Linked DNA regions of Homo sapiens: regions 1, 2, 3, 4, 5 and 7 are each linked to region 6. Evidence: read pairs that join two places in POLR2A ChIA-PET (ENCODE). Cell type or tissue: MCF 10A. All regions are shown on one strand. Each heading gives the region's core, and the rest is flanking DNA. Links, peaks and the distances in the headings are about the cores only.

Region 1 (4,338 bases), core at 153-4,152, 85 kb after region 6:
CAGCCCAAGAGATTCTGTATGACTGGTCTAAGATGTGGTCTGGGCACCAGGTGATCCCAGTGTGCAGCCAGGCCTGAGGCCACTGGATTTGGTGGTAAATGAGGTAGCTATCAAGGGTACAGACGTTGGTTGCCAACAGGCTTGGGCTTGAATTTAAGCTTTGTCACTGACTTGCTGTGTCCTCCTGCACTCGTTGAGCCTGTTTTCTCACCTGAGAGATGGGTGTGATAACACCTACCTGCTGTAGTTGTTGTGAGAGTTAGAGGAGATAAGCATGTTCCTGGAATGAAGTGTGTTCTTAATCCATCATAGGTTTTTTGCTTGTTTGTTTGTTTGTTTGTTTGTTTTTTCCTTTTCAAGAATGAGGTTGAGCCAGACTTTGACAGCTGGGTGGGAAGTGAACATGTGGTGATTGGGAGAGAAGGGCAGTTTATGTGAAGGGAATGTAATAATTAGAGAGTGGGCGTGGGAAGACATGCTGGGGAGAGTGAGCAGGCCGGTTAGCCCTGGTAGAGGGTGCAAGAGAGCAGTGCGGAATCTGCCAGGGAGACAGGTGGGTGACCAGGGTGCCAAGGGTGTGGCTTTTCCCAGGTTCCCATGGACACAGCCATCCTCCCAGATGCCCAGCCTAGCTGTGAGTGAGCAAGAGTTCTGGATTGTCTCTCTCACTCTGTCTTTTTCTCTCATTCCAGAAACAAAGCAGTGACTGGTACTTAGGAGGAGAATCAGGTCAAGTTGGGAGAAACTTGCTTCTGCTCAGGGGAGCAGAAGCAAGAATGGAGGCCCCACCCATGCTGGAAGATGATGAGGGTTTTGGTTCAGGGAGGAGGAATATTGGGGATCTAAAGGGGCCTGGGAGTGGGGCAGGACCCTGCCTTAGGACAGGTAGAAACATTTTCTATAAAAAATGGGGTGGAGGTTGATGGTAGGACCAGGCATCTTTAGTTGGCTCCCTGGAGTGTCAAGCCCTTGAGATGGTCTTTAAAAGCCATGCAGTGGGGTTTGAATCTGGTGTTCAAGCTCATAGGTTATTAACATAATGACACTTGGAAACTATTTGGGAGAGCTCAAGTGAGTGGCCTGGAAGTTCTGTGTTGGTGCAGGAGGTGACTTAGGATGTGCTGCTCCAGACTCATATCTTTGACTGCACACCTGATGCTTCATCTGGCTATCCTGTAAGCACCTTCAACTTAACATGTCCTACACAGAACTCTTGATATTCCTGTTCCTCCCCCAGTTCCTCAGTTCTTACCAAATGTTCTTCCAGTTACCCAATTGCTCAAGTAAAAAATCTAAGTCCTTCTCTTGGATTTCTGCCTGTTCCCTCAACATCCCACCTATCCATGAGTGTTCTGTGGGCCCTGCCTCTGAAATAAATCCTGCCTTTGTCTCCCAGTTCACTCCAGCCACCCATCCTGGGGCTGCACCCTCCTCCTTCCAAGCCCTCTCCCTTTCCTTCCTGGTGCTGCCTGTCATGTCAAGCATATGCATCAGTGCGACCAGGACATTTGAAATGCAACCAGTACAATTGGGCGCGGTTATGCCTACCAGTTTTTCTTCCTTAAACATTTTATATTTATGTTTGAAAGCATGCCACCTTTCTTCACTTGCCAACTTGACAGATTTATTAGTTGACAACATCCGCTGATAGCATCAGTAATAAGTTAATTGTTTTTGCACATGTAGCTTTAATTATTCTCATTATCATTTATAGGAGTTATTCTTTGTAAAGGGTAACTGAGTTTTCCAAAACAAACAGAAATTTGGGGTGTGCCCATGGAGCGTGACTCATGAAATCAGATTCTTAGAAGGACCTCGGCAAGTCTCTGGGTTGCTGTTAATGAGCCTGGCTGGCTGCCAGGGGTGTGTCTGCCCTTTATGAGGCCACGACTGTTCAAATGCTTGCCTGCAGCATTACTTGCCTAGGTAGTGCTTGTTTCTACTGAACTGTCAGGGATCCAATTCTTTGTGGTCTAAGTAACAATACTCAGATTCACAAGGAATTGATTAATAAGCCAGAATGCCAATGTATTACATTTTTGATGAAGACCATATTTACAGTGATTGTATCTGCTCAAGCTCAAATTAGGATTAGAGTTCTGACAAATACATATGTGAGAAGTATGAGGTTAAATACTTGAAATTTGGACTTTTCTAGAAAATCTGAATGTGATTGCCATTCACATACCTTTCTGGGGATGATGATTCTTGTACTTTTATTTTAAAAGACATAGAAAACTAACTTAAGAATCAGATTGCTTGGCTGGGCACAGTGGCTCATGCCTGTAATGCCAGCACTTTGGGAGGCCAAGGTGAGTGGATTGCTCGAGCTCAGGAGTTTGAGATCAGCCTGGGCAACATGGTGAAATCCCATCTCTACCAAAAATACAAAAAAAAAAAAAAAAACAACCAAAAAGAATAAATTAGCTAGGTGTGATGGTGCGTGCTTGTAGTTCCAGCTACTTGGGAGGATGAGGTGGAAGAATTGCTTGAGCCCAGGAGGCGGAGGTTTCAGTGAGCTGGGGTTGCAACAGTGTACTCCAGCCTGGGCGATAGAGTGAGACTCCGTCTCAAAAAAAAAAAAATCAGATTGCTTTATTGCTGGTTTTCTTTCTAAAACTGAGATTGGGTCCCATCATCCCCTGGCCCCCATTGGTTAATGGTTCCTCCTTTGTCTATTGAATAAAATACAGATGTCTGCTTTTGGCAACATGGTTGAATGTAGACACTGCAGGGTCTTCCTTACTCAAAATGAGTAAGGCTTAGATAAAACACATTTTGAAATGCATTTCTGGATGAACAGCAAGGAAAGGAGATCTCTTAAAATCCTCTTTCTGTCCCCCTCTCCCTACCCCCTCCAAGTGGGCTTAAGTAGGAAGGGTGGTGAGCGGCAGGTAAACACACGTCAAAGGCAGTCTTCCTCTCTGAGGGAAAACACTTGTATAAGCATTGCAATCAATGGGCCTCTTTAATTATGTGCCAGTGGCAAGAGCGGGTGCTGAACCCAGGGGCCTGCCTCAATCCGGGGCCTTTGAGGCAGAATAAAGTGGTCTCAGGTTGTTGGCATTTCCTTGCCCTTCCACCCGAAGCAGACACAAATCCTCTCTGGAGGCAAGTTCCCCAATTCAGCCAGTACAACTCCCACAGACTAAGATCAATCATGTACAAGCTCACAGACAAAGGTCACCAAACACACAGAGCAATAAACAAATTCATGAGTGACGTGAATGAGAATAAACAGAAACAATAACCACCAGCTGGGATGCTCTAAGTCTTCAGCTGTTAGAATTCCTGAATATAGAATAAAACTGCCACAATGGCAAACATGCATCTAGTACTTACTGTGTGCTGGGTTCTAAGAATTTTGCACATTGTGCCAGATACCGACTCAGCTTCACACTCACCCTCCTACTGTGCCCTCTTAATTTGCACTAGATTAAAAGGTAGAAAGGAAGAGGCAGCTATTCTGTTCTTGGCTGTGCCTCTGGCAGCACATGCAAAATGGGCAGTAACAGTGGCAGTCACAGGTAAGTAGCCTTCTCACAGTGTGGAGTTAAAGGCATGGGACTGAGACGAGCAAGGTTCCTAAAGGGACAGTGGCCAGTAGATGACCAGGGGCTACTGGAGTGGCTGCATGGCTCTGTGGAAGCTCAGAGGAGCCTTGGGTCCTGCAGGTGCAGTAGCAGCTTTCTGTAGTTCCTGATCTCTGGGTCCCACAATCTTCCCCGTTTTTGCTCCTCCACTTCTAATTTTGTAACTGACTTCCCTGTGTGTACTTCTCTCTCTGATTGAAATAGCCAGACTGGTTTCTGTTTCCTGATAAGACATTGTCTGGTACGAACACAGTAACTCATTTAATCCGATATCTCTATGAAGGAGGTACAATAATTATTCCTATTTTACAGATGAGGAAACACAGCAGAGAAATAAAGTCAATTGTCTAAGGTTGCACATTTAGTCAAGGGAAGGGTTGATATAACATATAATTATTTAGAAAACATCTAAGGAAATAAAAGGCATAATTTAAAAATAAAACTAGGCAGGTTTAAAAAAATGAAGTAATCTATAAGTAAAAAAGTATAATTGTTGAAATACATATCTTAGTGGATGGGTTAAATAGCTGAAGAAATGATTAATGAACTGGAAGGTAGTTCTGAGGAAATCAGAATTCAGCATAGATAGAAAAAATGGGAATTTACAAAAGTACACAGGAATTATAAAAGAGGTTAAATTATAGGGAGGGTAGAATGAGAATTAACATTGGTCTAACTGGAATTTTGGAAGAAGAGAATAGAGAGAATGAACAAGGCAATATTTAAAGAGGTGGCTGAGAATTTT
Region 2 (4,338 bases), core at 211-4,210, 100 kb after region 6:
TTGTTATTTTTTGATTGAAAAAAGTTGAATATTTCAAATATCAAGGTAGTAGTGAGATATAATAAAGAGAGAGTCAGTTCTAAGTATAGAATTGCTGATTCAGTTAAGCTCTGTTCTCCAACATTTGGGCCACATTGAAGAGACCATGTAGCTGCTTTCAGCCTCGGTTTCCTCCTTTGCAAAATGGGGATTACACTACCTGCCTCACAGAGATGTAAACTTATGACATGTTATCATGATTGCCAGGGCCCACCTGTTTTCTTTTAAACATTGAAATCACTGTGCCTGAAACAGGGATTTCCCTGCCCTTTGTGCAAGCTCCAGAAACAGGAGTCAGCCTGAGTCCCGCAGCTAAGAACGTGGATTCTGGTCATTTTCTCATAGCGAACACACTTCACAGGTCCTTCAAGGGAGTACATTTTCCTATAACTCACCTTAATCTCAGTTGAAGCCTCGTTTCTTATTTTGCACTGTGGCCAAAAACTAAATCTCATTTCTTTCACGTAAACTTCAGCAATTCAATAATAGTACAGTCATTTTATGTTTCAACTGAACCAAGTCAGGGTTCCACTCCTGCCTCCCCTTTCTGCTCTGAGGACATCCATGAAGTGGAGGGGGTCTATGTAGCCTGGAGCTATTGGTGAGGGGCGATGGGTCCGTGGTGGTCTTGGGGAACTGCGGGGCTGTGTCTGGCTGGTCTGGTGTCTGGTGATTGGCCTTGTTCCACGCGGTTCACGCTGCAGGACAGTTCGTGTCCTTCTTGTCCTAATGATCAGCTTTTAGGCTCACGGGCCTGTCTCTGCTGAGATATGGAATAGGACAGCCTCTGGATCTTCTTTAAACTCTCCTGGGGCCACAGGGGACTCTGTTTGTGTCTGTGCCCACATAGGATGATTCTGCCCAGACCTTTGCTGCCATTTCTTGCTGTTCTGCTGTTTTTAGTCTCTGGAGGGCTTGCAGTTTCCTTGGGGTCCCTGTGGAAGCAAAGCAAAGTCCTCTCCACGCTCAGATGTCTAAACGTATCTGGGTTTTATCGTCCACCCATCCCAGAGCTCAGTCTAGAGGAGGGGGCAGCCTTCGGGTTCTCTCCTTCCTCCCAGAGCCTCTTCCTTTGCACCAGGGCAGCCTCTTCCTATCTGTTGGAAAGGGCTGTCTGGTTCTTGAATATAGAGTTGCAGGTTTGAGGGGTGTAGGCTGAGGTAAGGCAAACTATCACATGGAATAAAAATTACCCTGTGTCAAGGAACAACCAGAGCTGGACAGTTTTTAAATGTGAAAACCAATTTTATTCAGGACTATGGCGAGAGGTGAAGTAAGACCTCAGTATAGAACTGGGCTCAATTCCAAATGCAGCATGGGCAAATGGGAATGTATAGCCTAGGAGCAGGGTGGGAACCTGTGGATGAAGAATTACTAAAAGGGCATATCAGGGGTGAGGGGGCGTCCTGGCTACACCCACTAACTACTGTTGCTGAAGAAAGGCCTGGTGACATCACTGGGGAATGGTGGGGGATGAAGAATCCAATCAGATGGATATTGAGGATAAGGGGATCTTGATAAACTGGCTTAGGAGGGTTTTTGCTAAAACTGGTTTTCATAGGTAAGTCCACAGATAGGTCTTGGAGAAAGTTCAGGGACCTACGGTTTGTTCGGGCAGATGCTTTGTCATCTGTCACACTGGCACTGTCACCTGGCTTTCCTTTAGTCCCTCCCCCCCTTTTTTTTTTCTGGAGTAGTTTTGGGAGACCAGAGGAGCAGGGAGTTAGGGAGAGTAGTCAGAAAAGGCCAGAGAAAATAAGGAGGTGTCTGTAGGGAAAATCCTTAAATCCTCTAATTAAATTAATTTAATTTATTTATCTGGGACAAGGTCTCACTCTGTTGCCCAGGCTGAAGTGCAGTGGTGTGATCTCGGCTCACTGCAGCCTCGACCTCAGGGCTCAAGCAGTCTTGCCACCTCAGCCTCCTGAGTAGCTGGGGCTCACAGGTGTGCACTACCATGCCCGGCTAATTTTTGGGTTTTTTTTTTTTTTTTTTTTTTTTTTTGTAGAGATGAGGTTTCGCCATGTTGCCCAGGCTTGGTCTCGAACTCCTAAGTGATCCATCCACGTCGACCTCCCAAAGTGCTGAGATTACAGGCATGAGCCACTGTGCCCGGCCTAAATTCTCCAATTTTTAAATGCTTCCCTGTTCCCTGTTCCAGATTTGGGATATTGACTGCTGTTAAATCAGCGATTTCTCCCTGTGGAGAGGTAGCCAATAGGAAGCAACAAGAGTGAGGAGTCCTTATATCGAAATAGAGGGTAAGAGAAGAGACAGATGTTATCTTGGCAGTGATTTAAGAACAGCGAGTCTGTAAGCAAAGCAAAGCAAGGCTCCCAGGTGCTGAGAAACAATGGCTTTCTGGGGAAGCGTCTGTGTTCAGAACCTTAAGTTGGAAACATCTCTGAAGATGTTTGCCATGAAGGTTTTCTTCTGAAGTTGAGTCTTTCATCACTAGGTAGGCGTGTTTTGGAGGCTCTATCAAACAGATCCTGTGTTTATTAGGAAGCTGTGGTTCATAAAGCCCCATGCTAATTTTGCAGGTAGCAGGGTGGCCCTGGCCTGACCCGGGGACAGAGTGGCTGTCCTCCCTCCAGGCAGGAAACTCTCTCCTGCCACCTAGTGGCTGCATACCCACATTTCAAGGGAGCTTCTGGGTGGTGAGTTTACCAGACTATGGTCTGAGGTAGAGTTAAGCAAAACAAAACTAAACTGCATAAAGAAACAGAAAGAAAATCAGGTGTTATAAAAACAATTTGGCATTTGTTTGTGTTTCAGCTCCGTGTCGATTTATTGCTTCCACAAATAGTGCCGATATGCACCAGGCACTGTTGTAAAACTGAAAATATGTTTTTGGATGTGCCCAGTCTGTGAGTATTAAACGATGGTTGATTTGAAATTTGCTATGATTCATATTTCTGGGGGTAAGATGCAGGATTTCTTTGGGGGGCCTAGGATGTGGCATTCCAGAATTCTCAAAGAATCAACCCTGGTGGGACCAGGAAGAGCTGAGCTGAGGCCTCTCTGCTCATGTGTACTTACTGGAGATCATGGAGACAGGTGAGCCTGAGTGCACGTCTCACCAAAGCCACAGCAGAGGGGGAGGAGGCGGAAAGAGAGCTCTCTCCATTTCTGAGAAGTTAATGGTAACAATGGCATACATACCTACTTTACAGTTGAAATTGGAAACCACAGCATTAAGTGTTTCCAATGAAATTTGGCAATTTGGGAGTTTTCTGAGCTGCATTGGATGTGGTTTTGCATGCTGTTAGGATGAGCAAGAGATGATGGAGAACATCTTCCTTTTGAGCTTCCTCTTGGACGTGGGTCACTCCCACTCATGGAATTAGAAAGCTTAGACCTAGACTTGAATCTCACCTTCTCAAGGTGCTCCCGGGCAAATCACTTAAGATCCATCTTCTTCTCCTCCTGCTCCTTCTCCTCCTTCTGAGTTTTTTTTTTTCTTTCCAAAATTCAAATGACACGGTACTGGTAGAAGAAAAGGTCCAAGTCTGCTTTTACAGCTCCCCTCATCCCCAAATGTACTCCGACCCCAAGATGACCATGTTATTATTTGATTGGCATCCTTCTAGTTTCAACTCATTTCTTTGCATGTATATGCACGTACATATACACTATTTTATTTTGCCAGGGGTCACGGTTAGCTGCATTAATTTCTTTTAAAATAATCTTTATTTAGTTATAGTTTACATTTAACAACATACTCATTTAAGTGTATAGCTTGATAAGTCTTCACTGTAAACCAAAAATAAAATTCTAAGCCCCCCCAACCATCTGAATGGACCCCTCTTCTTGGCCAAGAGCATTCCAAAGTTAACCTGAAAAAACTAGTTCAGGTCATGATGGAAGGGAAGGTTGGACATGCCCCAGTATACCCTTCTCCCTTTTGGAATTCAGGAAAAGCTGACCAGCATTAACATCAACACAGACCTTATGTCTGATAGGAAACTTTGACAATCTATTCCCTCTGAAGCTTGCTACCCGGAGGCTTCATCTACAAGATAAAACCTTGGTCTCCACAACCGCTTATCATAACCCAGACATTCCTTTCTGTTGAGAATAATCTACCTTGTAACCTGGAAGCTCCCTGCTTCAAGTTCCCTCACCTTTCCAGATTGAACCAATGTAAACCTTACATGCATTGATTGATGTATTATGTCTCCCTAAGATGAATAAAAGCAAGCTGTATGTTGACTGCCTTCAGCACAGGTTGTCAGGACCTCCTGAGGCTGGGTCACGGATGCATCCTTAACCTTGGCAAAATAAACTGTCTAGATT
Region 3 (4,338 bases), core at 108-4,107, 160 kb after region 6:
GGTGCGGTGAATTGAGAGAGTTTATTGAAAGCTATTCCATTACAAAGTAGAGCATCCTCAGACAGCAAGTGGAGGAACATGCCATCATTAAATTTTTCTTATATAGGAATCTTGTCTATATAAAGACTAAACTAAGCTGTGGCTATGTGTGGGTGGGCCGACAGCATGAAAACATTTATTCTCCTATTGATTTAAAGAGAACTATCCTTGACATTTTAGTGTGTTTAAGTACATCAAAGCATAACTATAATTATCTTGAAAGCATATATTTTTATAGGGATTGGGACATCTGGGCTTTCTGTTGTTGTAGAAGTTTGTCCTTGCAGGGATTACCAAGCCACTTCCTTAGCTGTAAACATCTTAGGGCCATGGGTCCTGACTGGCAAGGAATGTGTCTTGCTAGTTTTAAGATGGGCTTGATTTGAAAATGGTGTCCATCTGGCTCTCCTAGGCTCCTGCTTTCCTAACAGTAAGGGTAAATGCTATGTTATGAAATGTCATTTCTGCCTTTAGCTTGCAAACTCTTGATGGTGAAATTCTCCTGTCCGTTTTCAGTGGGGTATTTATTCTGCATCCACGTCTTCACAAGGAGCTGAAAACAAATTGGATGGAAGCAACTGGGTTTTATGGGACACGTTAATGTTTTAATGTCATTTGGTGTGGAATTCAGATGTCCAAGCAACATTTTACACTACAAATCTGCAACTTTAATAATCACTCAAAGTACCTGAACCTCAATGCTTTCAGACAGACTTGGTATAAAGCCACCACCTCTTTCTATTATGGCAGCCCTATCCTGAGGACACAAATTTCTGCAGGGCTTCTGGCATATCTCTGATTAAACAAATGTCAACAAGGTTAAAACAAATGTCATCTCTGATTTGTTTGTTTTAAAGCCTGGATTTACTCATTGAATATTTCACTCCTACTAGCATGTCTTGTAGTAGTTTTCTTCAGGGACCCTAATTATTGCTATTAAAAATATGTGTGCAGCTACATGTTTTTTTTTTATCAATTTGCAATGAAAACTTTAATTGAATAATCTATTAGTGTTATTATTTGAAAGTGAAATCTTTTCCTTTTGCTTTCTTGTTCTCACACATAGTGCAGACAGTTTCCACACGGGCTCATAAAAGGAATGATTCTGCCTTGTGTGAACTTTTTGCCTTTATTGTTAATTGCACCATTTTGTGACTGGCTTCTTGACCCTGTTGTAACCAAGCTCATAATGTACATTATTTCTTATTTTGCAGTTGTAGACACTTGAGGAAGTTCCCATTCTTTGTTTCTTCTTGCTTTTGTTCCCTGTGATAACTTTTTCATGCAGACATTTTTTTTTTTTTTTTTTTTGAGACCGAGTCTTGCTCTGTCATCCAGGCTGGAGTGCAGTGGCATGATCTTGGCTCACTGCAACCTCTGCCTCCCAGGTTCAAGAGATTCTCCTGCTTCAGCCTTTCTAGTAGCTAGGATTGCAGGCGTGCACTACCACACCCAGCTAAATTTTTCAAATTAGCCACCCCACCTGGCTAATTTTTGTATTTTTAGTAGAGACAGGGTTTCAACCATGTTGGCCAGGCTGGTCTCGACCAGGTGATCCACCCGCCTTAGCCTCGCATAGTTGCAGGTGCTATTCTGAGCTCAGGGCTCTGGCAGCTACAAGCCCAAGATGCGGTCTCCAACATGTGGCCATTCAATGTCATGGCGCCCTCTACTGGTCCTGGGAAGCGCAGCTCTGCCAGTAGCTCCAGCAGGGCACAGCTGTTAAGTCGTGATGTTCTACAGGTGACCAAAGGGCAATCTCTGGACTCCTTAGCCGCTAGGTCCTCTCTGTAGCAGGACCCAGGAGAAGGCAGGGGCTGAGGATGGCTCTCTTAGACATTTGTGATGAACCAAACGTGTGCATTCATGAAACTTCTGTGAGCAAGCAGGTGAGTAGAGTTGGGTTATAAAAAGTCTTAGGGTCTCACTACAGAGATGGACTTGCTGTGTAGATGGTGCAGAGCCGCTGAAGAGTTCTACTTGGGGTAATGGTGTGATTGGGTTTGCGTTTTAGGAAGATTTCTTGGCCAGAATGAGGCGGGCAACCCAGAGCAGGGAGTGGCCAGAGGTGGGTGTGCAGTTATGGGCCAGTAATCCAGGTGATAAATGGTGTCTCTGAGCTTCAGGTGGGGGTGCCACATGTCTCCATCTGCTCTGTACCCTTGAGACTGGCCTTATGGGCTGCCTTAGTGGTCTGTTGTCCTCTATCTCCTGGTTGGGCTCAGGCAATGGGAGATCAGAGGGAGGAAAGAGAGCTTGGTTAGAGTGCACCCGCGCCCCTTCAGGTTGGCAGTGGCCACATTCCCCTATACAGAAGGCCACAGTTTCTGTCAGTGGCCCTCCCACAGCCCCAGCTTTCTCAGTGGGCCAGCCACCTCCCCATCCCTTGCTCCTCCTCCTCCAGAGAGGGTTGTGGATTTCCACTGTCAGCAGTGCCTGGAGCTCCACCATCTCCTGCTGCTTCCTCTGGACCTGCCTGCAGTTTTATAAATAACCTTTCCTTACATTACCTCTAGCATGCACCTTTTGTGTGTATACTCTGCCCCCTGTCAGCACATGACTCATGCCAAAGAGTTTGAATTTTTTTCTCCAGGCAACGGGAGGTCATTGGAGGATTTTAGACATTGAGAACAGATGTGTATTGTGGAAATATCTGTCTGACTGAAGTGACCAGGATGGTCCAAAAGAGCGAGAATTTGAGGCAAGCAAACCATCAGCAGGCCAGCAGCAGAAATCCAGGTCATAAACAGGGAAGCTGAGGCTCACAGGGTTGGATCAGGGAATGGGAGAGGGAAGCCAAACAATTCCATGAGCATGTCAGTTGCACATATGACTTGGTAACTATTTTTATTTTTATTTTTATGTTTTGAGACAGAGTCTCGCTCTGTCACACAGGCCAGAGTGTAGTGGCATGATCACAGCTCTCTGCAACCTCTGCCTCCTAGGTTCAAACAATTCTCCTGCCTCAACCTTCCAGGTAGCTGGGACTACAGGTGCGCACCACTACACCCAACTAAGTTTTGTATTTTTAGTAGAGATGAGGTTTCACTGTGTTGGCCAGGCAAGTCTCAAACTCCTGACATCAGGTGATCCACCCACCTCGGCCTCCCAGAATGATGGGATTACAGATGTGAGCCACTGTGCCCAGCCGGTAGCTAATTTAAAAAAGCTGTAAATTTAATGTTTTGGGTTTTTTTCAGGCCACAAAATGATTGTTTCAAAAATGTCAATAGCATCAAAATGTTCTGCTTTTCCCTGTCTTAAACCACTCCCCAACATTTCCCACACAAGCTGGGCTAAGCCAGCTGGCCCTTTCATTGGTGTTAAACCTGGATCTTTCTGGAACCACTGTTAAATCACTTAGACTAGTCTAAGAGATATATGGTCACCAGCCTGTATAGTGTCATCAAAGTATAATGTGAGCCACCTACATGAGCCACATAGGTAATTTTAATTTTTTTTTGTACCTATGTTAACAAAAATGGAAAGAAATAGGTGAAGTTAATTTTTCAAATATATTTTATTTAACCTAATATTCAAATTATTATCACTTCAAAATGCAATACATATAACATTGTTGAGACATTTTGCATTCTTTTTTTGGTGCCAGGTATTTTTTATTCTTAAAATATTTAATTGACAAATAGATTATATATATTCAATGTGATGATTTGATTTGACAAGCATCTCATTTTCTCTACTCTCAGGCTCTGGCAACTACCATTCTACTCTGTTTCCATAAAATTAACATTTTCATATTTCATATGTAAGTGAGATTATGTGGTATTTGTCTTTCTGTGTCAGGCTTTGATTTTACTTAGCATAATGTCCTCCAGGTTTATCCAGGTTATCTCAGATGTCAGGATTTTGCTGAATAATATTCCATTGTATATATATATGTACCTGATTTTCTTTATCCATTTATCTGTTGATGGACATTTAACTTGTTTCTGTATCTTGGCTATGGTGAATAACGCTGCAACGAACATAGGAGTGCAAGTATCTTATTGAGATACTGATAGTATTTGAATGTATTCCTTGAAGTGGAATTGCTGGGTCATATGGTAATTCTATTTTTAATTTTGTTAGGGAATCTCCATACTGTTCTCCATAATGGCTGTACTAATTTACATTCCTATGAATAATGTACAAGGGTTTCCTTTCCTCCACACCTGGCCAACACTTATCTCATTTTTTAATAATAGCCATTCTAACAGGTGTGAGATGATATCTTGTTTTGATTTGTGTATTTCTCTGATGATTAGTTATGTTAAGCAGCTTTTCATACATCTCTTGGCC
Region 4 (4,338 bases), core at 92-4,091, 110 kb after region 6:
GCCAGGATGGTCTCGATCTCCTGACCTCATGATCCACCCGCCTCGGCCTCCCAAAGTGCTGGGATTACAGACGTGAGCCACCGCGCCCGGCCTAGTTTTTTGTATTTTAGTAGAAACAGGGTTTCACCGTGTTGCCCAGGCTGGTCTGAAACTCCTGAGCTCAGGCAATCCACCTGCCTTGGCCTCCCAAAGTGCTGGGATTATAGGCATGAGCTGCTGCATGCAGCTCTCTTAATTTCTTTATTTGATTTTTATTTTTCACTTCAACAGTCTGATAAAAAATGATAATCTAATGATCTTAGTCCATTTCGTGCTTCTAGAACAGAATACCTGAGACTGGGTAATTTATAATAAACAGAAATTTGTTTGGCTTACAGTTCTGGAGGCTGGAAAGTCCAAGATCAAGGAGCTGCATCTGGTGAGGGCCTTCTTGCTGTGTCATCCCATAGCAGAAGGTGGAAAGGCAGGAAAGCATGCACAAGAGGGCTGTGGGGAGGAGGCAGAGATCATCCTTTTATCAGGAATCTACTCTCATGATAACAGTATTAATTCATTTATGAGGGCAGAACCCTTATGACCTAATCACCTTTTAAAGGTCCCATCTCTCAACTCTGTTGCATTGGGGATCAAGTTTCCAACACATCACATTTTGGGGGACACATTTAAGCCATAACACAAGTGAACTTAATATGACAGCTAATTATTTCTAAGTAAGCACACCTAGCAAATTTTTGTTTGTTTTACATTTTTATGATTGCAGCCAGTGTTGGACTCTCTACTCTAATTCCACATTCCTCCCAGGTTTGTTCTAATTCCATTTCTGTCTTGTATTGTTTTCCGCCTACTCTTTTGTCTTGGAGCAGATGGCTTATTCCAGTTTATATGTAATAAAAGATCTTTACCAGCTGCCTTGATTCTACCTACTTAAAACCTCAGGAAGCCATCTGCTTCTCTCTGGGCCCTGCACCTGCCCCAGTGTTCAGGTGTTCCTCATTTTCCTTGGCTCACATCTTAGTCTCCTAACTGGTCTCACAGCCCTGCCCTTCTCTGCAAGGACCCATCTTCCACATTGTCATGAATGGCAACATTACAAAAGGAAAAACTCAAAGCAATGCTGCCATGCCTAAGGACCCTAACCTCAAGGGACTATGTGACATCTGTGTCCAGAATGCTCTGTGACAGCTCCTCAGCCCCATCTCCAGTCCAACCTGGCACTGAGGCCCAGTTAGATGGAACCACTGTGTGTGCTCAGAACAGGCTGGCTTCTCCCTTGCCCTTGGGTATTTTCTCTGCCTAACAAGCTCTCCTCGATCCCTCCCCTTTGCTGGCTTTCCCTAGATGTGAATGTCACAGTAACAAAGCCATGGTAAATGGGTTCCCCGTCATGTCTCCAGCACCCAGCTTAGCACCTGGTATGTACTAAATGAAGACCCTCTGGATGAAGGAACTGTAAGCCATTTGAGGTCCAGGTGGCTGTCCTGTAAATGATCTTAAGCACTTTCCCCTCCCACAGGTAGGGTCTAGAGATAGTTTTCTGTGGGTCTTTGCCCAGTTGTCAAGAGACCCAGAGGCCACAGAACCTCAGCACAATAGTGGTAACTGTGCCATTCAGCTTTCTGCGTCCTCAGACTCCAGCCTTCTTGCTGGATCTCTTGGATCTTGGAGTTTCTCTCTTCTTTCTCTTTCCTCCCACATGCAGGAAGCTCAGGCCTGCACACCCGACAGTTGGCAGTGGGAATTGTGTATTACCTGGTTCCTTTTACCTCACATGAAGCTGACTTTCCCAGCTAAGTCTTTACTCGGTGGGGGCAGGTTATCAGAGGTCCTGGTTATCGAAGTAATATTAAGGCCTTTGTAGAGAATTGGAAAGCATGGAAAAATGGAAGAAAATCATTACCAACTCCGCCTTTCAAAGGCAACCACTCTTCACACATTTCTAGCCTGTCGTCTGACTTCTGTCTGCTAGCCATTTTAACAGGAATCCCCAGATTACAACCATGTCTTTACATTTTAACATTTCTTAGGTAAAAATAGTCTTCACTTAGGTGATCCTCCTAAAGGGAATTATAAAATAATATTTTAAAAGGAAGATTGGAAGATGACAAAATAATCATTTTTATTCATATTGGAATTGGGCCTTGAGGCAATCTACTGTGTGGAGGTGAGATCACACCTAAGGGATTAAGAAAATGAGGAGGCTGATGCTTGGAAAGAGGCCAGCTGGTGGTAGGTTTTCCAAGTGAAACCAAGGGATGAGTCAGCAGACAAGCAGCCGGCAAGTGTCCTCCACACCTGGACGCCTGGGTGGAGGTGAGAGAGTGGAACACTTTGAGAGCTCCCTGGCTAGGAAGAAAAGAGAAAGCTTTTCCCAACAGCCAGTGGAGCAGGAAGGGTTGGCCTGCACAGTGCTATGATGAAATAGCAACCTGTAGAAACTTCTAGATTTCCCACAGTGACTTTCTGCACTGTCACTAGAGTGCAGTGCGGGACTCTTCTGGCCACACGGTCCACTTTGGGTCTCCCTAACCAAGCGTGTGGTCTCCCCACCCCTGGGATCTTAGATTGTGTCACCATCCTACCTGTATTCAATCTATCGGTCAATAGTTATTGAGCACCTACCACATGCTACCCACTGTATGTAGTGCAGGGTGCTCAGCAGAGGATTTGCAGGTTAAATCCTACTACATATCTCTTCTCCCCTCTTGGGTTCCCTACAGAGGAAGATGTACGTAGCTAACTCTATATAACAAAGGGCTAACTTTGTACATGACTGGACAAGCATCCAATAGCATCCCAGTACAGGGCTCCTCTGGTATCTGGGTTGGGTGGGGCCCACAGTAGGGCTCAAGGCTGGAGAAGAGTGTCACGCTACTGTCCTCCCATCCAATACTAGATGGTTGGGTGTGTGAAACAGACTCTGCGTTTACCTGCACAGCCAGCCATGTGGATGACGGTTGGAACTGGGAATGTGTGGTGGATGTTTGGGTCTCCTTCTAGAAGGCTCTGACCAGGCACCTTTATTACTCGGGGGCAGGAGAAAGAAAGAGGGCAAGAGGATGGCTGGGCCTTCTCTCACGAGGGAGAGGTTGGCCAGATCTGTCCTAAGAAGCACGTCCTTCCTCTGAGTGCTGCAATAAGGGAAAGGGAGCCTACTCCACTGGGGCTCAGGAAGTGAGCATGGACCTGGGCACAGCCACGGGCTATCAGCACACCACCAGCCTGCTCCCTGGCCCAAGGCACCCCAGCACATGTCAACACAGCAGATTAGCAACTTCTCCACCTCTGCAGGGTTGGAAAGCAGGCATGGAGGCATAGAGGAGGCATGGAGAGCACTGAGGGGCAGAAAGAGGATAGCCTTCCTTGGAGAAGAGACATTTAAGCTGGGCCCTGAAGGATGCGTTAAGGATGAGACCGCAGAAGGGCGGTGCTGAGGTCTCAGCGTAGGCCTGTCTGGTTGGAAGCTAGGTCTTAGCCATTTGGTGGAGGTTTAGGGACTGGGATTCAGCCTCTGGGGGAGGACACTAAGAGTAAGCATGTAGGTTAGGATTCTAGTCCAGCAAATCAGGACCATAGAACAGGAGTCACAGTGGGAGAGCTGTAGGTTCTTAGGAAACCACAACAGACATACTTACACAGACAAGGAAACACAGTTGGACTACCAGCACTTCATTCATCAAACATCATTGAGCATCTAATGTGTATCAGGTTATGTCACAGCCACTGGGGTGACAAGATAGACAAGGCTCCTGTTCACATGCAGCTTATGTTCTTGTGGTGGAGACAGGCAACAGACCAGTCACAAAAAATAAGTTAGGGAAATACTGGGATGGTAACTCGCTCTGTGAAGAAACTGTTACGTGATTGGGGGAGGGTGGCAGGTATGGAACCTGGAGAGGTGGGGCAGGGACAGTCTCTGAGGGGTGCTGATGAGAAGCAGCTAGGCATGAGAAGATCTGGGGAGGAGCCAGGCAGAGACCGTAGCATGTGCAAAGTCCCTGAGCTATCGGTGGAATCTAAGAAGGAACCTGGGGAAGCCCTTGAGTGTGGCAGGGTGAGTGCAAGACTGAGAGTGGAGGGCATGAGGTCAGAGGCGTAGATGGGGCCTTGTCAGGGTGAGGAATTTTAACTAAGATGGGGGCCATTGAATTGTTTAGGCTGGGGAATGACAAGATCTAATTGACACTGTAGAAGGGCCATTTTATTCTGGGCAGGGTTGAGGCAGGGACTCTGTTAGGTCCACAGGAGAAGAGATGGTGGCTTGGAGCTGGGTGGTAGCAGAGGGCAAGGAGGGAAGTGAACAGATTTGGAATATTCTTGGGGGTGGGGCCAACAGGACTG
Region 5 (4,330 bases), core at 1-4,000, 53 kb after region 6:
AGGATAATCAAATTTATGTTGAAGACTTGGTTGTCTTCCTACTATGAAATGGGAAACATTATCACTACTCCTCCCCTGTCACCACCAAGTGTGGCCACCACCACCAACGTTAGTGAGTGACTGTGGTGATATGATGACCAAGTGGCCAGGTCAGCAAGTGGTGCAGCCTGTGTCTCACTGGAAGAGGTTAAAGTCTTTCTAAAACAAAATACCATGGCATCAAAGTGGCCCAGAACTCCCTTCTTTGAGCTTTCCCTGTGTTAGAGCCCTTCCTTGGGTTGGGAGTTAAACCCATAGTCTTACCTTCATCTGTTTAGGGCCATCAGCTTCAAAGAACAAGTCATCCTCATTGCCACTGTAATAAAAACAGGGACATGTCTCAATTATGTCTTCTAAACAGGTTTATTTTTCCTTCCCTGTGTACAAGACTTGACTGTTCATAAGAAACTGCAAACAGCCTGCCTCTCAAAGCTGCCTGAAACACCTGGCAAGTTTCACAGTGATATGCGCAGAACAGTCCAGAAGGCAGATTCTAGGCCTGGCAGGTGGGCACCCTGGGTGCTCCCTGTTGGATCTTGAGGCCTAACCTCTAGCCCAGCAGAGTCAGCTAAAATCTGAGCTCTCCCTCTCCCTCCAAGCCACACTTTGCAAAGGGATTCCTTGTATTGTGGGCTTGGAGTCTTTTCTCCCCATTTGCCTCTGCAGGAAGCCCTTGCAACAACACATCTGGATAGCCTCCAGGTCCCAAGGCTGGAGGGACTTGTAATGGGAAAGTAGTCTTTAAATCAGATTTACTTGGCACCCTGTTTGCCACTGAAAGAGGCAATTTAGGGGAAAAATCTGGTCTCCAAGCACAGATAACACTCTACTCTTGAAAGAGGAGACCTGCTCATGTTACTGGTCTCAGCGTCTCCACTGACCTGTAATAAGCCATCATTTCACTGGCGAGCTCAGGTACTTCTGCCATGGCTGCTTCAGACACCTGTGTAAAAAGGAGAAAATGAGTGACTTCCCCATGACGGCTACGTTCATGTGTGATTTCTCTCAGCATCCAGTGCATGGCAGTCATGCAAAGAAATGATCTCTGAGTAAATGAATGAATGTGTGAAAGAGAAGTCCTTTGGGTCTAGAGAAAAGCATTTGCTAAACCAAACCCCAACTAGCAATGTATTGGCTAGGAGAGCTGGAGCAGAGGCTTTGACACTAACCTTTAGGGTGTCAGCTGTTAGATAAGCAGTATCCATTCCCAGAATATTTCCCGAGTCATAAGCATTATATTACACCTGGCATTTTTGCAAAAAGCTGAGAGAGGGAGGCAGAGAGGGAAGGAGAGGGAGAGACAGAGAAAGAAAGAGAGAGAGAGAGAGAATATGCATACACACAAAGAGGCAGAGAGACAGAGAGACTCCCTTAGCACCTAGTTGTAAGGAAGATTAAAGTCATACTTGAGCAATGAAGATTGGCTGAAGAGAATCCCAGAGCAGCCTGTTGTGCCTTGTGCCTCGAAGAGGTTTGGTATCTGCCAGTTTCTCCCTCGCTGTTTTTATGGCTTTCAAAAGCAGAAGTAGGAGGCTGAGAAATTTCTCTGTTGAATACCTGATTTCACAATCAAGTTAAAGGAAAGGGGAAAAGAGTATTGGTGGAAGCTTCTTAGGGGAGGGGACTAATAAACTGAGATAATTCTCTGGTTCATGGAAGGGCAAGGAGTAGCAAACTATGACACATTTTGCAAATGTATCACCATGCAAATATGCATTGTTTTCCTGACAATCGTTGTGCAGTTGATGTCCACATTAAAATACTGGATTTTCCCACGTTAGAAGAATGTTTAAATTTAGTATATGTGGGACAAAGTGGAAGACACACAGATTTATACATGCACATACTTTTCTTCATTCACTTCTTTGTACTTAAGTTTAGGAATCTTCCCACTTACAGATGGATAAATGGGTACAATGAAGGGCCAATAGCCCTCCCTGTCTGTATTGAGGGTGTGGGTCTCTACCTTGGGTGCTGTTCTCTGCCTCAGGAGCTCTCTGTCAATTGCAGGAGCCTCTGAGGAGAAAATTGACCTTTCTTGGCTGGGGCAGAGAACATACGGTATGCAGGGTTCAGGCTCCTGACGGAGTTGGGGCAACCCTGGAGATAAGCTCACACAACCCTGCAAGACCAGGTGCTGTTACCCTAGCCAATCTCATGGATGAACCAGATCAATGCCAGATGAGCTCTGCCTAAAATGATTTTTTGGTGAACTCTGAAAAGTGGAATATTGTTTCTGTAAGAATATCCATCTGAGACTCTATCTCTTGGTAATACCAACCAAGAGTTATCAGTTTCTCTTTAACCGAGACACCAGCAAAGTGCCTGCTCCAGGGTACTGCCCAGGGGAGCCCTCCATTTGTAGAATGAATGAGAGTCCAGGTTATGAACAGTGCCTGGAGTGTAGGAACACCCTCCTTTGCCTCTTTGACAGGTCTGCATCATAACACTTTTTTTTTTTTTTTGAGACAGAGTCTCACTCTGTCGCCCAGGCTGGAGTGCAGTGGCACGATCTCGGCCCCCTGCAAGTTCCGCCTCCCGGGTTCACACCATTCTCCTGCCTCAGCCTCCCCAGCAGCTGGGACTACAGGCACCTGCCGCCACGCCCGGCTAATTTTTTGTATTTTTAGTAGAGACAGGGTTTCACCATGTTAGCCAGGATGGTCTCGATCTCCTGACCTTGTGATCTGCCCGCCTCGGCCTCCCAAAGTGTTGGGATTACAGGCGTGAGCCACCGTGTCCAGCCTGTAACACTTCTTATAGCACTGAGTTGAAACCTTGCTCCTCCTGGTTCCTCCAGGAAACTGAAATCTTTTTGAGCCAAGTCTAGCACAGTGCCTGGCATGTACATTCAGGTGGTAGAGTTTGCTGCTTGAATGGGTGAATGGGAATTTGACAGCATTTTTATTCAAATTAGTATGTGCCAGGTATCGTGCTCGCTCTGCATTATCCAAGGGAGTGAGCCTCTGTGCAAGTATTTGAGACACGAGGGAAATAGGTTCTACTGTGGGAAAAAGAGCATTTCATGGACTTGCTCTCCAAGCAGCCTTCTGATTTTTAATTTGGCTCCCAGTATCTTGATATCAGGAGTCAGTCACAAGAACTCCATCTTTAGTAAGTTATATTTTCCACAGGAAATCTAAAAGCTGTTCAACATGTTAGTTTCCTGTGAATTTGATAAGCCATAATCCATTCCTAACACTGAGCCCTCCTGAAATTTGGTGTCTGGTCCTGCAGATAGCTAAAAGCCCTGTCTGGGTGGCCTAGGGGACTCCTCTGTTTTGCCTCCACAGGATCCACTTTGCAAATTAACCACTGGTTCTCCCGTTGTAGGAACTGCCACCTTCCTCAGAGCCTGTCTTTCTTCCTTCCTTCCTTCCTTCCTCTTTCTTTTTCTTTCTCTCTCTCTTTCTTTCTTTTCTTTTCTTTCTTTCTTTCTTTCTTTCTTTCTTTCTTTCTTTCTTTCTTCCTTTCTTTCTCTTTCTCTCTTTCTCTCTTTCTCTTTCTTTCTTTCTTTCTCTCTCCCTCCCTCCCTCTCTCTCTTTCTTTCTTTTTCTTTCTTTTCTCTTTTCTTTCTCTCTTTCTTTCTCCCTCCCTCTCTCTCTTTTTCTTTGTCTCTCCCTCCCTTCTCTCTCTCTTTCTCTTTCTCTCTCTCTCTCTCCTAGACAGGATCTACCTTTATCCCCCAGGCTGGAGTGCAGTGGTACAATCATGCATTCATTGCATGATCACAGCAGCCTCAAACCCTTCCTCAGAGTCTTTATGCGGCAACCAGCAGGGTCTGGAGGGTTGGTGGCTCTGTGAACTCTCCTGACAGAACACAGAGATGTCTTTGGTCTGTTGATGTGATTACAAGCTGAACGAAGGAGGATCAAAGCCAGTGACAGGAAGGGAGATATGCAAGGGACCCGAGCATCAGCTCTGAGTTAGTCCATTCTGCTTCTGGGACTTGGGATACAGGTCAGAAACCTTGAGCTTCTACTTCTCCATCTTCCAATTGTAGCATCCAGGACCTCAGAATCTGCCAGCTAAGAGGAGCCCTAATGATTGTCTGGTGGGATATGGTGGGACCACAGAGATGAAGACATGAATAGCTATTTGAATGTGAACAGCAGACGAAGAAATCAAGGCTAGGAGGGTGGAAGTGACTCATCCAATAGCACAGTGTGGTTGAAGCAGCACTAGTATCCAGGTTGCATGAGCCCCTGATGCTTTCGCTCGAGGGAAATTTTGGAGCCATGGGGCAATGCCCCCTGACGTAACAGTCTCCACAGTTCTGCCATGTCTCATC
Region 6 (4,338 bases), core at 83-4,082:
CACATCAACTATTAGTTTAGAGAGGCAGCTGGTCTCACTTATAATGAAAGACAGGTCTCTGGACCTCTAGTGAGGGTAAAACAAAAGTATTGAAGATTCAAGTCATTGCTGTTCTCTTTGGATGAAGAAACCACTGTGTAAGAATAGCAGTCCCATGAGAATTACAGTCATTTGCTTACCTGATTCAGAGACAGATGATCAATGGAGGAACTGTCTTCTTCATTTTCACTGTCAAAATAAGATGATGAGAATGTAATTGTTGTTATTTCAGTGTGGTCTCTGGCCAATGTACTTTAATGACCATGATAGTTGTGGGTCACACACATACACATGGCCATTACTGTCATCTTTGAAATTTAAGGACTTCTACACATACACATAGGTAGAGTAATTCATATCTTACTAATCTGGAATTAGTAGTCATCAAGACAGGCTTTGAGCTTTACCTGTGCTTTATCTGTAAAAATTGGACTTGGCTAACAAATTGAAGAGCTTTAATTGAAGTTCAGGGAAGAATGTTAAGCTCCTTTAGAGAAAAGAAAGGTTTTGAAGCACTTCCTTTTTATTTTAACCAAATAGATTATATGTTACACATTACTTTCATGTATTCACTAAAACAGATTTCATAATTTATACTTAGTAAAATATCCAGGCAAAATTTTGACAGCCTAGTTTGTGTTAGTATTTACTACAGATAATGGAAACATCATGTTAGTTTAATATGTTCCGTAATTTTATCTTTGTGTTCATTTACCTTTCTTCTACATCTGAGTGAGATTTGCCTGCATATGTGAGTTCACATGCCCAGCTTGCTGTGGAGCCATTTCCTGTTCCTGAATGAGATCAAGTTTTCCTGAGAATGGACCAGTAAAACCCATTCTTATATCAGGGCATGTGATCTCAACAGAGGCTGTGTCTAAGTTGATGCTGATATTCATGTAGGGCTCAGCAGACCTCAAAAATAATTTTTCTAAAATGGCGGTCTCCCTGCCAATGTAATCTCAGTTTAACATGCTGAATGCTTAGTTTTTCTGGGTCTTCTCTGAACCTGCTCTGACTTCAGGACTAGTACACATCTCTACAACCTCTGCCGGCCTGCCCCCATGCTGGCCACTGTTATGCCTAGCTGGATTCTGGTGAGCCTTGAAACCCTCATTAAATCACAAGAGATAAATCTTATTCCTTACCTGTAACAGTTCTTCAGGTCTTCAAACATGTCTGGAACTTTGGCCATCTTGACTTCTGCAACAGAGAACACCAGCCACCATCAGCTCAGCCAGCCTCTAATCCAGATATCTGTGAGGGGAGCCCCTCCTCTTTGTGCTTCCTGAAAACTTTGTTGAATGACTTAGTCCACATTCAGCATTTTCTCCATCTTCTAGCTCCTTTGAATTAGTTTGCTATGTACCTGTCTCCTTTATTAGATCGTAAACTTCTTTTAGAATGTTTTATTTATGTTGGTATTCCTTATGTGCCCAACCTAATGTATTGCCAGAACAGGCATTCAATCAATGAAAGTTTGAAGAGGTTACAAAAACACCACAAGAATAAGGTATTTGCCTTACACAGAGGTAAGAGAGAGACAGAGTTGGAAATTTTCAATTTTCTCCTAATAATTTTGGATAGTAGAGATTCCCTCCCATGAGAAGCCTCAGTTGTATTCACCCATGCCCTCATAGGAAACTAGTTCTGCTGTCCCTCAGTATAACGAATCAGTCCTTATCAGCAAAATGAGAGAATCATTTTCTGAAATCTGACTGTAATTCTAGGTCACATACCAAACCAGGGAGGGACAAGAAAAGAAAGGAGAGGCTGTAGCTTTAGAGAAGGCAATGTGAGAGAAAACAGCCAAAGAGAAAAACAACAACAGAAAATACTTTAATAGCCAGAGATGTGAGGACAATACCTTTGCTGACTCAAACGCCAATGAAATGACTCCCTCTCTGGCTGGCAGCTTAAGCCTGAGTCAGTCTTCTTCGCCTTTTGTAATTGTCTTAAGTAGGCGTGGCTACGTGGCTACAAGTGCGTCGTCAAAACGGGGAATTTACAGGGAAGAATTCAGTTTTGTATTTTTCTATGTTCATTCAACTCGATACTGGCTAAAATAGTGAAAGATGGCATAGCTGATATTATTGTTGTTTGCAGATATTCCAGAAGTTATTGATTTGGTTCATTTATTCACCCCTTTGCTTTATAAGATGACAAACATGTAGTCTTAGAAAAAGGGAAGCGCGGGAAACTTATCAAGTTTCTAGGAGGAAGGGAGAAATCGTGAAATCCGAAGTCAAGGGGCTAGATTTGGAGAGGAATTTATTAATAATAATAGTTCTAATAGTAGCTGTAGTTGTGTTCTGGCTGAATTTGTTGATTGTGCTCCAGGGTGAATTGGCAGAATACTTGGCAGCTCCTGGCAACTTTTGAGGGAAAATGAGCCATCTTTTCTGAAGAGGGAAGTTTGCTTGATTAAGGCATAAATCACCTCAGAGTTTGGGGTGACAAGCTCCTGGTTAGGGCAGGGTAGAGAAGAGAACAGTGGTATTTGAGCACAAAGAAGTCTTGATCCTCTTACTCTTCTGAATATTGTCAACACATTTCCTATAGAGGGGATGGAGCTTCAGGAGAGAACTCTCCACCCTGGCCCTGTTACAGTAAAGTAGCCCTCTACCAAGGACCAGAGAGAAGCCTGGTCTTCTGTAGGATATGCCCAAGGTGTGTCTTCTGTAGAAGAAGGTGTGTGCAAGCCCCGGGAGGTATGCGTAAGGCCTCAGCCAGAAGCCAGTGGCTAAGTTTGGGAATGGAGATTGGGAGAAAGGAAGGCATGGATTTTTACATATGAGCCTTCAATGGTGTTGCCTGGTTACTATTATTAAAGAATTTCTCAGCTTTTATAATTCCTGTGGCCAGCCTAGTTCAGGTGGTAGAACACCAGACTCTTAGCAAATGAATGTTTTGGGTTCCCAGTTGGAGTTTAAGCCATGTATATTTTAAATAGAGGAAATGAACTAGGTGTGATGGCATGCCCCTGTAGTCCCAGCTATTCAGGAGGCTGAGGCAGGACAATCACTTGAGGCCCAGAGTTTTAGTCCAGTGTGGGCAACATAGTGAAGCCCCCATCTCTAAAAAATAATAAACGCAAAAAAGCATGGATCTGGGAGGAAAGCAGCTTGTGTGAGTTGGATAAAGTATTCCCTCTGTTCCTGTTTAATTGTAAATAATGGGGTTGGTTAGGTGTCATAAGGTCTATTGCAGGTGCAAAATCTCTTATTCTGATTTAATGCCAGTCTAATTCTCCTGGTCATAGACCTGGTGCTATAATAGTTATAACAGGAGCCACAGAAATAACCACACTTGGATGTAAGCAATGTAAGTGTAGCACCAGACTAGGGTAGAAGCTTGGGTGTCTAAGGATGAATCCTGAAGCAACAGTGATGCCAGCCAACTGGCTACATTTCTGCTTACCTTGGTTCCTCTTTAGGCAACACAGAAATGTTAATCCTGATTAACCCTCTCCTCCTGAGAATCTTGTGAGGGCTATTGCTAAGGAACAATTGCAAAGCACATTGTGAATGTGAGCTGCTATGGAGATGCAACTAAACAAAAATAATGACAATGCTAATGATGGCTTCAGTCACTCAAGAACCTGTATAGTCATCATTATAATGCCTCAGTTCACCAAAGAAAATATAGTTCTTATGAAAATACTGGCTTGAAAGCTTCAACAGGGATAACATTTTCAGGTGAAGGCCACCATTGAAAGCCTGAAGATATTTAGCTTCTGGGAGCAATGCATACCATCTCTTTGGTAATCCAGGAAAAAAACCCTGGTTCCACCAACATAGGCAATACCTATCCTGGTCCCATCCTCACTCCTCTGTTGTAAATAATTCCCCAAAGGTGGTTGTTGAATTTTTCAAAGAGAACTTGGTTGAGAAACAGCTAACTTGGGTTAGAATATCACCCAACCTTTTCCTTCACATGATCTTCTTGTAAATTGATTTTTAAAGGAAAACTAGGGTGGGTGAGGTTCAGAGAGAGGTGGGTCCTTGCATTGTTTTGGGGAGCCCGCTTTTCTGGGACTGTGAACAACAGTCACCTCTTCTAGGGAAGGGACAGTGGAACGTACTGGGCAGGGCTCTACTGGGTAGATAGTGGAACATACTGGGCAGGCCTGTGGTGTGTGCGTTGGGAGCCATCCTGTGACAGGGACTTTGGGTGGCTTCAGGCACCCACCTCTCGACTCTGAGGAGGCCTCAGGAAACCCTTAATGAGTCACTGTCATCTAAATCATTTAGGAAAAAAAAATTATTGTGCACTTATCCTATGCCATGGGTTTTGCTA
Region 7 (4,338 bases), core at 81-4,080, 92 kb after region 6:
TTATCATGACGTTATTTTTGGGGACTTATAGCTGCATCATTTACCCCATATACATTTACCTTTAGTGTAGGGAACTGAGGACAGGAATTTTGTTGATGCAGACTCTTGCTAATGAGGCTAACACTTGGAGAATTTTTATCATGCATTCAAGAAGCTTGTTTTACATTTCTTCATTAATACTTTAGTTGGTGGTTTAGCTTTAGTTGTAGGCTTATCAGATATTTGGAGATATCTTCATAAACGATGGCTTTGGTTTTAGAAGAGTTATTCTGAAGCTACTATTTCTGGCAATAATCAAACAGCATGGCCATTTGTTTTGTAAGGCCTTTCCTAGAATATGACGGTAAAATCTACGTGTGGAAAAATGCTTATTCTTCTGTCCTCTATAAATGTGAATCTAGTTTGTCTTCAAAATGAAATCAAGTGATTAAAATGTAGTTTTCTAAGAAGATAAATGGAGCAAAGCACTCTGTGTTTCACAGTGTTGGAAATCACTCATCCCTCATAAAACTGTCCCAACTGATCCTGACTCACATGAATGAATTAAAATAAGAGTTAATAACATCAATTTACATTTTTAAAGACACTTTCCCATGTTTTAGACTATTGGTTGGAAAAGCTGGTAGGTGTACAATTTGTGGAGAGTTGGCTGTTTTTGTCTGTCGTTGTTTGACGTATTTCAAAGCCATATCTAATTTTGTTGCAGAATGGTCTGAATTCTACAAAAATGTTGAGTTGTGTAGTGTGGAGAAGTACGGAGCCATTTACTGAAAGGCTGGGGGGAAATGACGAGACCCTGAGATAAGGCAGTAGTGGTGCGAACAGAGTGGAAGGGAGGTAGTTGAGATATGTTCAGAGTAGAATCAGAATGGACATAGTGAACAACTGGATGCAGGTGGGGGCTGAGGAAGCAAAGTTGAGGATAATTCTGAGACTTCTAGGTTGATCCACTGAAGTTACATTATTCAACACCACAAGGAAACTAGGGGAATGAGAAGGCATACTGGTTTGCTTTGGAGTGGAAGGGCAGTGATGTAAGAGGAGTTAATGAGTTAAAGTTTGGATATGCCTGAACTTCAATTTGATATGTGCATCTGATATACCCTTGGGGTGACCCTCCAGGCAATGGTTGAACATGTGTATTTCTTAGTAACTGATAGGCATCACAGACTCACATCAGTAAGGAAGCAACAGCAAACTTGATTGGACGATATACCTGGAACTCAGTACCCTATGACTGGAGCAAGTCTCTGTCAGTGAAATGAGGATAAGAAGAATCTTGACCTTGTGGAATATGTTGTTAGGAATATATGTGATGAACAACATAGGATACTTCCTACAGGGCTCCACATGTAGTAAGGGCTTTATAAATGCTTGATAAATATTATTGTTGTAATTTATTTCCAAAGTAAGATGCCACTGGAGGAATCTTTGGAACCCAAATTAATAACAAATAGGACTGGATGCAATGGCTCACACCTGTAATCCCAGCACTTTGGAAGGCCAAGGCAGGAGGATCTCTTGAGCCCAGAAATTCAAGACCAGCCTGGGTGACACAGGGAGACCTTGTATCTATGAAGAATTAAAAAAAATTAACCAGATGTGGTGGTGCACGCCTATAGTCCCTGCTGCTTGAGAGGCTGAGGTGGGAGGATTGCTTGAGCCCATGAGGTTGAGGCTGCAGTGAGCCATAATTGTGCCACCACACTCCAGACTGGGTGACAGAGTGAGACCCTATCTCAAATAAATAAATAAATAAATAAATAAATAAGTACAAACCAGCAAACACTAATCCTTTCTAGAGATTATTGAACTCTGGAGGGCAGATCTGAATGGAGCCAGCAGAGGGACCTATGGAGATCAGCCTGGCCCTGGACAGCACCAGGCAATGGGGTTGCTAGAGAGGTAATGGGGTTGAACAGGGTTTAAGCCATGAGGTCTCAAGAATCCGTGAAGACTCAGACTAATTTTTTTTTTTTTGCATGAGGATTAGGTGTTCCTAGGAATTTCAATGAGAGCAGGGTTAATGAAGGAATGCAGGGTAGGAGAGCTGAGGGAAGGCATCTGAGAGAGCCTGGCTTATGAATGGCTGCGTCAGTATGGCTCACCTGCTTTCCTTGTATCTACTTAGCAGATGATCCCACCCCAGGCCTCCAGGGCCAAGGTCATTTCCACATAGTCATGGGCCCTTGAGGGCCTGGAGCAGTGTAAGGAAGACAGAGTCTTAAGAAATTGCATTAACAGTCATGGTGCTTGGCAAGTGTCGTCATCCTATGCCAAGCCTGATCTGAAGGGGTGCATGCTCATAGGTAGCTGCTGCCCAAGATTACAGCAGCTTCTTCAATCCCAGATCCATGCTCTCCTATATTCATTTTTCCAGGGGTTCCTGTCCTTCGACAGTGATGAGATGCAGAATGACTTATTGAGTTATTCTCCTGATAGTTGCCAACTTTTCCAAATGACAATGGGGCATGGAGCTTGAGAGTGGAAATGAGGCCCTAGGGATAGCGTGCTTAGGAAAACACTCCCAGCCTGATGTAATTCTGGGGGTACAATGGCATTTTCATCATCAAGACTGATGTAAAGGGTGACTAGCAGTGAGTTGGGGGTGACTCGCACTGGGGCTAGGTTTCTGATTCTGCCTAATCCAGACAGAGCAGAAGCACTAGTGGGCTGGTAGAGGGCCTCCAGGGCCTCACTTAATGTCCTGGAAAAACAGCTCCAGATTGTTGGTTCACGTTCTGAGGACAAGCTTGGGTACTACAGGATAGAGAGAGTGGTGGGAGATGCCGTGGCCTGCCCTGCTGATGCCTGCCCTGCCATTCCTGCGTGTGATGTCTCTGGGGCATCTTGCCTTCCCTGCCCAGACCTGTAGTTCAGCTGAGGGCATGTGGAGGCCAAATGGCTTCTTAGAGTGTTACTTTCCTTGAACAGCTCTGCTGGGAGAACTGGAGGAGCTAGCTAGTCACGGTAACTGCAGCAGTCAAAGGATCGTCCCGGTGGAGGTGGGGTGGAAAGGTAGAGAAAGAGAACATATAGCGTTTTCCTTGGAGATGTGTGGGCATGTCATAGAGGAAATACCCAATTCCTGAGCCTTGAGCCCTCCAGGAAACCTTGGAATATTAGGTTAGTCATCCCCAAGGAAGTCTAAGAATTCTGGTCTCACCCATCTCCTTTAATTCCCACAATGATCCTACATGATATTAAGGAACACGGGCCAGTAACCCTCCAAGCAATGGATGTGGTGGTGAAGTTTGACCTCATGATGGAGCGGAGGTTGGTTTGAAACCTAAGAATTTAATTTATTGTTTCAAACTGTTCTCCACTCAGCGTTATTAAAGCATACATAATTGACACATAAAAATTGTATATGTCTACGGTGTACAATGTGATGTTTCGATCTATGTATACATTGTGAAATGATTACAACAAGCTAAATAACATACCCATTCATCGTGTTTCAAAGGAATTAAACTCAAGCACAAAAGAGAGGTGCTGTTGAAGAGTAGGGCTGCTCTATCTAAGTAGTATGTCTGGGGTTGTCCTGGATCAGGGTCCTTTTGTGCTAGTAATAAACCAGCCCTTCTGGGGCTGCTCCACTTTCCCCACATTTTCTTCTGGAGCCTCCCTAAGAATTAGGACATGGCCACTTTCTCTGCATAGGCTTCCTACTTCAACAAGGACAGGGCTTGTGCTGCCCCATGCCACTTGAGTGTCCCTACAGCACAGAGCTGAGTGCACACTGGCTGAGTGAGGAAATCCCCCAGATTAATCTTGGTTCTAAGCATCATGGCTGTATTTCACACGTATATGAATTACAAATTACAGCATAGTCGAATAAGGATTTTTGTGCTACAACTGGAATCCCAGATTATGCAAATTGGATAGTATAATATTGAAATTCCTAGGACTTTTTATTAGTTTTAAAAAATTATACAAGCTTAGAGTAAGAAATTAAACAGTGCAAAAGAATTCACTGTGAAAAGTAAAATGCTCTGTCTCTGCTGAGAGACAGATATTGCAGCCCAGATACTACTGGGGTCAATAGTTTCCTTTAAGCATGCCATTTTGATGGTTTATGGGACTTACAGCTCAAGAAGCTTGACACTAGGGTTGATCTCAGAAAATCATTGTTGCAGGTATTAGATATGACCGTCTCATAAAGATACACACACAGACACAGCGATTGGAGATATTCACTGGGGCTTATGGGCTGCTTGTCCTTTCTGCTCTGTGCCTAAGTTGGGCTCAGAGTAGCCTGGCATCGGCTGTGGGGAGAATGCTGGCATGGGGTTAGCAGGAGCCCACTTAACATGTCCTAAGCCACCTGGAAGAGTC

Evidence for each region. ChIA-PET counts read pairs that join two places held together with the same protein. Peaks named below come from ENCODE experiments on the same cell type or tissue, not always from the same donor. Only the 100,000 strongest peaks of a DNase experiment are listed, where the experiment ranks them.
Region 1: POLR2A ChIA-PET joins it to region 6 with 16 read pairs; 3 of 35 experiments call an interaction of 5 or more read pairs at or near these places.
Region 2: POLR2A ChIA-PET joins it to region 6 with 24 read pairs; 4 of 35 experiments call an interaction of 5 or more read pairs at or near these places.
Region 3: POLR2A ChIA-PET joins it to region 6 with 12 read pairs; 5 of 35 experiments call an interaction of 5 or more read pairs at or near these places.
Region 4: POLR2A ChIA-PET joins it to region 6 with 21 read pairs; 4 of 35 experiments call an interaction of 5 or more read pairs at or near these places.
Region 5: POLR2A ChIA-PET joins it to region 6 with 15 read pairs; 6 of 35 experiments call an interaction of 5 or more read pairs at or near these places.
Region 7: POLR2A ChIA-PET joins it to region 6 with 10 read pairs; 2 of 35 experiments call an interaction of 5 or more read pairs at or near these places.

Annotation. Positions count from the first base shown.
Region 1 is chr2:112,867,886-112,872,223 of GRCh38, forward strand. No RefSeq gene overlaps it. Among named protein-coding and RNA genes, the nearest start is that of AMANZI, 30 kb to the left of the region's middle. In MCF 10A, for the core only: no CTCF peak of the experiment used is centred there; DNase peaks (open chromatin) are centred at 1,426 and 1,846.
Region 2 is chr2:112,882,441-112,886,778 of GRCh38, forward strand. No RefSeq gene overlaps it. Among named protein-coding and RNA genes, the nearest start is that of IL37, 27 kb to the right of the region's middle. In MCF 10A, for the core only: a CTCF peak has its summit at 2,651 (motif pointing left); a DNase peak (open chromatin) is centred at 2,651.
Region 3 is chr2:112,940,226-112,944,563 of GRCh38, forward strand. No RefSeq gene overlaps it. Among named protein-coding and RNA genes, the nearest start is that of IL37, 31 kb to the left of the region's middle. In MCF 10A, for the core only: a CTCF peak has its summit at 1,718 (motif pointing left); a DNase peak (open chromatin) is centred at 1,696.
Region 4 is chr2:112,889,233-112,893,570 of GRCh38, forward strand. LOC105373563 (a long non-coding RNA gene) reads right to left here. Exons shown (of 3, transcript XR_001739645.2): 2 at 1,750-1,850; 3 at 393-486. Among named protein-coding and RNA genes, the nearest start is that of IL37, 20 kb to the right of the region's middle. In MCF 10A, for the core only: no CTCF peak of the experiment used is centred there; a DNase peak (open chromatin) is centred at 2,269.
Region 5 is chr2:112,835,263-112,839,592 of GRCh38, forward strand. IL1B (interleukin 1 beta) reads right to left here and starts at 1,517. Exons shown (of 7, transcript NM_000576.3): 1 at 1,446-1,517; 2 at 921-982; 3 at 304-355. The coding sequence starts at 967. In MCF 10A, for the core only: no CTCF peak of the experiment used is centred there; a DNase peak (open chromatin) is centred at 1,609.
Region 6 is chr2:112,782,537-112,786,874 of GRCh38, forward strand. IL1A (interleukin 1 alpha) reads right to left here and starts at 1,957. Exons shown (of 7, transcript NM_000575.5): 1 at 1,907-1,957; 2 at 1,188-1,242; 3 at 180-228. The coding sequence starts at 1,234. In MCF 10A, for the core only: no CTCF peak of the experiment used is centred there; a DNase peak (open chromatin) is centred at 1,965.
Region 7 is chr2:112,874,598-112,878,935 of GRCh38, forward strand. No RefSeq gene overlaps it. Among named protein-coding and RNA genes, the nearest start is that of IL37, 34 kb to the right of the region's middle. In MCF 10A, for the core only: no CTCF peak of the experiment used is centred there; no DNase peak of the experiment used is centred there.